3 separate regions of the Homo sapiens genome follow, and all the other regions are linked to region 2. The links are chromatin contacts, found by Hi-C or POLR2A ChIA-PET in ENCODE. All regions are on one chromosome and are shown on one strand. The core of a region is the stretch at or near the end of the contact, and the rest is flanking DNA. Distances in the headings are between cores, read along the strand shown. Region 1 holds the start of CAPZB (capping actin protein of muscle Z-line subunit beta). Region 2 holds the start of OTUD3 (OTU deubiquitinase 3). Region 3 overlaps CAPZB (capping actin protein of muscle Z-line subunit beta).

Region 1 (2,700 bases), core at 57-2,556, 400 kb before region 2:
AGCTGACAGTTCAGAGGGAAGGGGAGGCTGCGCCTGCTTGGGTGCATCGTGTCCAGGCCATATGCTGGATCCAGGGCCTGGTGGCCCCCCAAGGCCACGGCCTCACAAGGGCGATTGTGCGTTCATCCTTGTCCTGTGGGCCACCCATCCTCGCCCCTCGGCTCCCACTCAGGCCCGGGCGCCGTGGACCCCGGCCTGCCCTGCAGAATGCTTCGCACGCACAGCACCCACGGCGGCAGCCTCGAGAAGGGCCCGCAGAGCAGCGCGCTGCCTTCTGGGCACACCGATGCCCGCCCTTCCCTCGCTGGCTCCTAGGCGGCCTCCCTAGAAGCGGCAACTGAGAAGGCACAGCACCGGGACCACCCCATCCCTGATGGAGAGCTCCCCTCGCTCCCCAAAGGCTGCAAAGAAGGCGCGCCCCAGGTACAGGGAAGGGGACCCTGGGTCGTGCACCAGGCAGGGGGCAGGACCCTGATGAGAGGCTCAGGGCGGGGACCGAGCGGGGCTGACGCAGGTTACGCTAGGAGTGGCGAAAAGTCCAGGGAAGGGGATCATGGTGGGGAGGGGGCAGTGAGGTCCAGACGGGGGCCATGGGCGGAGAAGAGGAGGTCCAGATTTAAGTTCACAGAGAGAAGAGGAGATTCAGGCTGAGGCCACGGAGAAGAGGGGAAGCAAACCTAGGCCGCTGCAGAAGGGGCTGACCGGGGTCCAGCCTGAGGCCATGGAGAAGGCAAAGGGGGAGGGACAGAGGGAGGCAGCGGCCTAGCCTGGGCCATGGCAGGGAGAAACGACGGCCTAGCCTGGGCCGGAGAGACGGGGGAAAGCAGACCTAGCCCTAGACCGGGGGAGGAAGGGGGCCCACGCCAGGGTCACCGAGGGGGTGCCTGGCTGGGGACACGGTTCGGGAGGGAGGGTCTAGCCTGGGCTATGGGAGAGACCAGCCTGAACACAGAGGTAGTGAGTGGGACTCCAGCTTGCGCCAAGGGCGGGGGCTGGGAGCGGGGGCAGGGTCACTGCCACCCAAGTCGTCCGCGCCGGCGGCACCCTCCTGGGCGGGGAGGGACCGGGTCCACCCAGGGTCCGGGACCCCGCCCCTCCCCCACCCCGGGAAGCCACCCGTCCCAGGCCAGGGATGGGCAGGGGGAGGGGGACGCGAGCTCCGGAGGGGCCCCCGGGCCGGGGAGGGGGCCGTGCGGCCTTTACCATGGTGGCGGCGGCGGCGGCGGTCCCGGTCCCGGCGTCAGTGGCTCTCCCCCCCGCAGCAGGGCCCGGCGCTTCCACTTCCCCGGGTGCCCAGGAGTGAACATCCGGGTCAGCACCCCCCTCCCCCCGCGCCGGGCCGCCGCCACCTTCCTTCCCCGCCCCGGCCCGGCCCGGGCCCGCCCCCCACGCCGCCAGCTCGCGGCCAATGAGCGCGCGGGGCTGCGGCGATCGCCAAGTATGGAGAGCGGCGCGAGAGGCGGGCGCCGACGGGGTGCGGGGGCGGGGCCTGCGAGGCGGGGCGGGGCGCGGCGCTGCGCGGCGCGGCTGCCGGGAGTCCCCGGCACGGGTTGCGGGCCGGGGCGGAAAGGTCTCCTGGCTGTCTGAGGTCCAGTCCCCGACTCTGGGCCTGCAGCAGCGAGTGGCGGCGAGGGAACCGCACCCCACAGTCCCCGCGGGCGGGGATGCGGAAGGCACCGCGGCTGGGAGGGGACCGGCCCTCCGCGCCCCACCCCGTGCACGCGCTCACTCCTGCGGCGCACCCGGAACTGCCGCCGAGCGCGGACCGGCCCGGCCCAGCCCAACCCAGCCCAACCCAGCACTGGGGGAGCGCGCCGGGAGCGGGGCAGGAGCCCAGCGCTGCCGCTCGCTACGGCAGGATCTGGAGCGCCGCGCTGCACCTGAGCCCGGGCACGAATTGAGGAGCCTCGGGCTGACGCCATTTATTCAGCACCTACTATGTGCCAGGCCTTGTTTAGGCACCGGAAGATAACAGATAAGACATAAAGATCCCTGCCGGTATAGCTGCAGACAGAATATCTGTGAGGATGACACAGGTAGAGATTAGAAAATTAAGTTCAACAGGTCGGCCGCGGTGGCTCACGCCTGTAATCCCAGCACTTTGGAAGGCCGAGGCGGGCCAAGGTCAAGAGATCGAGACCATCCTGGCCAACATGGTGAAACCCCGTTTCTACTAAAAATACAAAAATTAGCTGGGCGTGGTGGTTCGCTCCTATAGTCCCAGCTACTCGGGAGGCTGAGGCAGGAGAATCGTTTGAACCCGGGGGCAGAGGTTGCAGTGAGCCAAGATCGCGCCACTGCACCCCAGCCTGGCGACAGAGCAAGACTCTGTCTCAAAAGAAAAAAAATTAAGTTCAACAAATGCTAGCTGTTATGAGTACTGTTGAATGTGCTACAGAGAACCATTCCATTAGCCCAGAAGGGCTTCCTCGCTCCACAAAGTGACTCAAGTTTCTCTCTCCCAATCTCTCTCTCTCTCTCTCAATCAAATATTTGTTAAGCTTAGTCTAGGTAGCAGGAGAGATCTGGATTGCTAACAATATCTGCCTCCGTGGCCTGTTTGCTTTGGTTAAATCAAATTAGGCGATCTGTGAGGGGATGGTAAACTGCACAGATGACAGGAATTGTTTCCCTGAGCCAGGCCCTGTCCTCAGGGAGCTCATAGACAAGTCGAAGCTTTCACAGGTAGCCACTGGCAGA
Region 2 (2,792 bases), core at 78-2,577:
ATACAGCTGGAAACCATTATCCTAAGTGAACTAAGGCAGAAACAGAAAACCAAATACTGCACGTTCTTATAAGTGGGAGCTAAACATTGGATACACATGGACACAAAGATGGGAACAATAGACTCTGGGGAATACAAGAGTCGGGAGGCAGTTGGGGGAAAGGGTTGAAAAACTACCTATTGTGTATTGTGTACTTTGCTCACTACCTGGGTGACAGATTCATTTGTACTCCAAACCTCAGCCTCACGCAATATAGATGGGGTTTCACCATCTTGGCCAGCTGGCCAGGCTGGTCTCGAACTCCTGACCTCAGGCGATCCCCTGGCCTCGGCTTCCCAAAGTGTTGGGATTACAGGCGTGGGCCACTGCACCTGGCCTCAGTTTTTGTTTTTGTTTTTTTGTTTGTTTGTTTTTTGAGATGGAGTCTCGCTCTGTCCCCCAGGCTGGAGTGCAGTGGTGCAATCTCGGCTCACTGCAAGCTCCGCTTCCCGGGTTCATGCCATTCTCCTGCCTCAGCCTCCCGAGTAGCTGGGACTACAGGCGCCCGCCACCACGCCCGGCTAATTTTTGTATTTTTAGTAGAGACGGGGTTTCACAGTGTTAGCCAGGATGGTCTCCATCTCCTGACTTTGTGGTCAGCCCGCCTCGGCCTCCCAAAGTGCTGGGATTACAGGTGTGAGCCATCACGCCCAGCCTGGTCTGTCTCAGTTTTAAAACGGAAAGTCCTGCATCCCAAGAAAACCTCTAGTCCAGGCAAACCTAGGTGGGTCGCTCTAGGATGGAATTAGGATTTCCAGTGGTCTTGGACAGAAGGGCGACCTCTCCCTTGAGTTACGAAGGAAGGCGGAGAGATGAAGGGCAGGATTAAATAAACAAGTATGCGGGCTTTGGAGCCAGGGCAAAGCTCTGCCTTTTAGCTGTGTGATCTTGAAATTATTTAACCACTCAGATTCAGTTTCCTGTAATTTGGGGATAATTAAACAAGAATGAGCCGTGTGAAAGTGCCTATCCAACTGTAGTAGGCTCGCAGCAAGAGTTTAAATCGTTTTTATTCATCTCCGGTCCTAACTTTTGCCGCTGCTCTGTGTTCCACTCTTCTATCATCTTTAATTTCTCTGCTTGACTTGTTCCTGCTTTGTTCTCTCTGGTCCCTCTCCGGTCGCTCCTGCCACTCACGTTGAGTACCATCCACCACTAGAGGGCGGAATAGAACAAACCAAGATGGGTGCCCCTCCAGCTCTCTATGGCGTCTGCTCGCCGAGCCCCGCAAAAGAGGCGGGGATTCCATCATGTGACCGGGGTGCTGGGCGCCGGCGCAGGCGCGGTTGCTGCGTAGTCGTCGCCGGGCTCCGTTGCCCGCGCTGTTTTACCTTCCCAACGCTTGAGGCGGACGCTGGGGGGTCCTGCGCCTTTCCCTCCTGCCGCTGGGGACTGCAGGCTAAGGCCATGTCCCGAAAGCAGGCGGCGAAGAGCCGGCCGGGCAGCGGCAGCCGGAAAGCCGAGGCCGAGCGCAAGCGGGACGAGCGGGCGGCGCGCCGGGCCCTGGCCAAGGAGCGGCGGAATCGGCCGGAGTCTGGCGGCGGCGGCGGCTGCGAGGAGGAGTTCGTCAGCTTCGCCAACCAGCTGCAGGCCCTGGGGCTGAAGCTGCGGGAGGTGCCGGGGGACGGGTGAGGCGGGCCGGGAGCGAGGGAGGCGGCGCCGGGGGACGCGCCGGGCTCGGCCTGGCGACCGTTGCCCGCTCGCGTCCATCCATCCATTCATTCGGGCGGCCCGGGCGCCTCCCGCGAGCCAGCCACGCTCCGAGTGCAGGGCGTCCAGCTGCGAGTGAGGCGGACAAGCCCCTCGCCCCGAGACGCTCGCGGGGATCCCAAAGGGTCCTAATCATGGCAGACGCCGCGAGCGAAATAGAAAGTGGGTGCTGAGACCGTATATGGGAGCAGGGCCACTGGATTGTGGCCAGGAAGGGCTCTCTCAAAGGTGACATTTAAGCTGAGTTCTGAAGGAATGAGATGGAGCCAGGCATTGGAAAAACAGTTATCATGACGATAAGACCAGTTGAAGGAGTTTGAGTAAGCCCCACTTGGTAGAACGCTTTGCCTCCTTTGAGTCCTTGGTTTTTGGGTGGTGCCCCCATTTACATTTGTGAAATTAGGTCGCCTGTTTACTGAGCTGAAGGCAGCTTCTCTAATTCTTCCTTCCATGGGCCTCAGTTTCTCTGTAAGCAAAGGTGCTTCCCCAAGCTTTCTTGGGACTTAGACTGGATCCAGGTCCAGCTTTCTTTAGGGAACGCGGAGGGGGAGAGTGGGGAGGAGGAAGAAAATTAGCTTCAAGAAAGGGGATATGGCTCCAGGAACATGGATGGAAGAAGGAAAAGGGTCAGGAAGAGGGGAGAACAGTTAGGATCCCCATTGCAGGGGCAGGTAAAAAGGGGTCTGGTTGTCAGCTGTGTCACTTTGGAAGAGAGAGTGTTAATAACAGCCTGGCTTTTGTTTTTTTCCTCCCCGTATTTGAGTGCTCAGATCCTGCAGAGGGAAGACTAAAATGAAATTAAAGACCATAAGGAATTGCCTTAGTTCATTATTATTGTTATTTTGTAGAGACGGTGATTTTGCTGTGTTGCCCAGGCTGGTCTCGAACTCCTGGCTTCAAGCGATCCTCCTGCCTCGGCCTCCCAAAGTGCCTAGATTACAGGCATGAGCTACCACCCCCGGCCAGGAATTGCCTTAGATATTAACTGCAGAATAAGGTGTTTTAAAAATTTTCACATTACATTGCAGCTTATTGATTAAGAC
Region 3 (2,700 bases), core at 25-2,524, 490 kb before region 2:
GTATCTCTGTAATCTAACCAGTCCCTACACTCATCTGAACCCCGGCCCCCGCCCCCTACTCATGTCGAGTGCTTAGAGCAGTGGAAGAAATCACATTAAGTGTCACAGACCATGGGTTTGTACAGTGATTTAAATGAAACGACAGGTCCAAACAAAGCCGAGAGTTCACTTTGGGGTGCATGTGGCACTGGCTCTGTCGCCTCCAAAGCCAGGGAGGGCCTCTGAGGAGGAGGAGCGGTGCTGACACGCGGCAGCCGGATGGTTTCTGTCTAAACCACCCATCTGAACTGCCTAACGGCCTTGGAGGGAAGGTTCAGATAACACCAAAGGTGTCAGACCAATCCAGGCTGTTGGGGGGATTTAAACATAATTCCCAGTGACTTGGAATAATAAACACTACACTGGTCAGGACAGTGCCTGCCGTCTTTCTGGTGGGAGTTCAGGGCTCCACCAGTTCCTCTGCTGCCACAGGAGTGTGCCCACCCCAGGGAGCAGGAGCCACAAGTCCTTCACCACCGATACTTTTGCCGGGCTCGGTGGTACCCAGGAGGCCACTGGAAAGACGGGTGGGGAGTGGGTAAAGTGAACTAGGGCAGGGAAAAGAAAAAACCCCAGAAGGTAGAAGGTAAGGGAGAGACTAGGATGCCATTGGCAACGGCCTCAGGTGACACCTGAATAATAATCCGTGGAAGGACCAGGTGATCGTAATAGCCCTGCCCTGCGTGGCAGGCACTATGCTAGCAGCTCTCCCTGCCCTTCCCTATGATCCTGACAATGGCTCTTCACACAGACACGCACTCCAGTCCTTGTTTTAAAGAAGGGGAAACAGGGCCTTAGAGAAATAACTTGACCGGAGCCACGCAGCTACGGGCCAATGTCTGAGGAAGGACATGCAGTTATATACAGCACAGCTAGGTTCAAAAAGAAACTGCTTTTCCCAAACTGAACACTTTTTTTTTTTCTTAAATCATCCAACCCAACAGCTGATCACACGAAGAGATACAAATCAGAAGTTTCCGGCCACAAGTGAGGTTCGTGTTTGTGCCGCCATATGGTTCTACTTTGCCTCTTCCTCTTCTCCATTAGTTATTAATGTTGAAAAAAATTGTTCAACCAGAAAAAGAAACTTGAGATGAACCCTTAAAAAAAGCACAAAAGCCAGAGCAGCTCAGACCCACGGAGTCTAACCCACGGCGCCCTTGTCTTTAAGAAGTGCACCCTTGTACCTCGGTTTTTTAAAAAATGGCCAAATGAACACATTCCATCTTTTGATCTGCCTGTTGGCCGAGAGCCCACCACCAGCAAGATAGGAATCAAAAACAGATTCTGCGTACTTGGGTGCACTCAGAGGAAACTGCCACGCCAGAATGCTGCAGCTGCCGACGTCCAGCAGAGGGCTCTGTGACAATTTGTTCCTTTTATTTTTCCAGAAGGCCCAAAACTTTCTTAAAAAGATAAAAGAGCATTTCAAGTGGCACATACACTCGTGTCAGAAACAAAATATACAGTGTGGCATTCTGTAAAAACACCAACCTCGAAACCGAACAGGTTCAAATCCTCGGTCAGTCACTTGCTGGCTGAGTGTAACCTTCCTAAGTCTCTGGAACTGGGGGTTACAACATCCATGTCAAGGAGAAATTCACACTGTTCCATAAACCCCGAATGCCCGCTCCAGGCCCGTGTCAGGTGCAAGGGCTCAGCACGGGAAGAGATGGACATGGGCGGCCCTGCTCTGACAGCAAAGTCCAGCCACAGAGGCATCTCCAAGAGGCAAGGGTAGGCCAGGCATGGTGGCTCACGCCTGTAACCAGCACTTTGGGAGGCTGAGGAGGGTGGATCACTTGAGTTCAGGAGTTCAAGACCAGCCTGGCCAATGTGGCAAAACCCCATCTCTACTAAAAATATACAAAAATTAGCCAGGTGTGGTGGTGCATGCCTATAATCCCAGCTACTCAGGAGGCCGAAGCAGGAGAATCACTTGAATCTGGGAGATAGAGGTTGCCGTGAGCCAAGACTGTGTCACTGCACTGTAGCCTGTGCGACACAGAGAGACTCTGTCTCAAGGTAAAAAAAAAAAAAAAAAAAGAGGCAGGAAGCGAACCTGCAGGAGACGACAGAAGGGGGTTGCTGTGGGGGCAAGTCAGCAGTCTAGGAGGTGGCACAGAGATGACATGTGAATAATGACCAAGGAGCCGGCCCTCCAAGACTGCAGGGAAAAATAACAGGGGCATCCCAAGAAGAGGGAAGAGCTGGCATGAGGCTCTGCTGCAGAGGCCACTGAGGCAAGTGCAAGAACAGAGAGGAGCAAAGCGCGGCTGGAGTGAGACCCAGTGAGGCAGCACGCAGCACCTCCTGGGTCACTCCAAGTGTGAGGGCAGGCCCTGGCACACTGCTTTTCTTAAGAATTAAAAAAAAAAAAAAAAAAAGGCCAGCTGCGGTGGCTCGCTTGAGATCAAGAGTTCGAGACCAGCCTGGGCAACAGGGCAAGACTCCGTCCCTACTAAAATAATAATAATAAAAATAGCCAGGCATGGTGGCATGTTCCTGTAGTCCCAGCTACTCAGGAGGCTAGGGTGGGAGGATTGTTTGAACCCGGGAAGTCGAGGCTGCAGTGAGCCGTGTTTGCACCACAGTACTCCAGCCTGGGTGACAGAGTAAGAACCTGACTCAAGAAAAAAAGTGTTTACTTATGTATAATAG

Evidence for each region. A loop is a pair of places that touch in the nucleus more often than their neighbours do. ChIA-PET counts read pairs that join two places held with the same protein, here RNA polymerase II (POLR2A). Pooled maps may share reads with other maps.
Region 1: a loop to region 2 is called in a map of naive thymus-derived CD4-positive, alpha-beta T cell, with 27 times the contacts of the local background. The contact joins the promoter of CAPZB here to the promoter of OTUD3 in region 2. A Hi-C loop is called at or near these places in 1 of 168 maps with a recorded cell type or tissue (naive thymus-derived CD4-positive, alpha-beta T cell) and 8 of 50 pooled maps. POLR2A ChIA-PET finds 5 or more read pairs at or near these places in 3 of 52 experiments (H1, PC-3 and activated CD4-positive, alpha-beta T cell).
Region 3: a loop to region 2 is called in a pooled map, with 6 times the contacts of the local background. The contact joins the enhancer-like site here to the promoter of OTUD3 in region 2. A Hi-C loop is called at or near these places in 6 of 50 pooled maps. POLR2A ChIA-PET finds 5 or more read pairs at or near these places in 2 of 52 experiments (OCI-LY7 and naive thymus-derived CD8-positive, alpha-beta T cell).

What each region holds. Positions count from the first base shown.
Region 1 is chr1:19,484,233-19,486,932 of GRCh38, forward strand. CAPZB (capping actin protein of muscle Z-line subunit beta) reads right to left here and starts at 1,307. Exons shown (of 9, transcript NM_004930.5): 1 at 1,204-1,307. The coding sequence starts at 1,206. It also overlaps a transcript of LOC105376819 not described here. RefSeq lists enhancers at 1-92, 93-600, 601-1,109 and silencers at 1,014-1,123, 1,154-1,883.
Region 2 is chr1:19,881,068-19,883,859 of GRCh38, forward strand. It overlaps OTUD3 (OTU deubiquitinase 3), which reads left to right and starts at 1,328. Exons shown (of 8, transcript NM_015207.2): 1 at 1,328-1,667. The coding sequence starts at 1,447. The region is part of intron 1 of LOC105376823 (a long non-coding RNA gene); the gene reads right to left. RefSeq lists an enhancer at 1,112-1,161 and a silencer at 1,532-1,871.
Region 3 is chr1:19,390,122-19,392,821 of GRCh38, forward strand. All of the region lies in intron 2 of CAPZB (capping actin protein of muscle Z-line subunit beta), which reads right to left. Among named protein-coding and RNA genes, the nearest start is that of SLC66A1, 79 kb to the left of the region's middle. RefSeq lists an enhancer at 1,332-1,381. Within about 2 kb of position 1,275, at least 33 of the 41 ENCODE cell types and tissues checked have a DNase peak (open chromatin) inside an H3K27ac peak, as active enhancers do; they include OCI-LY7, where a contact is called at or near this core.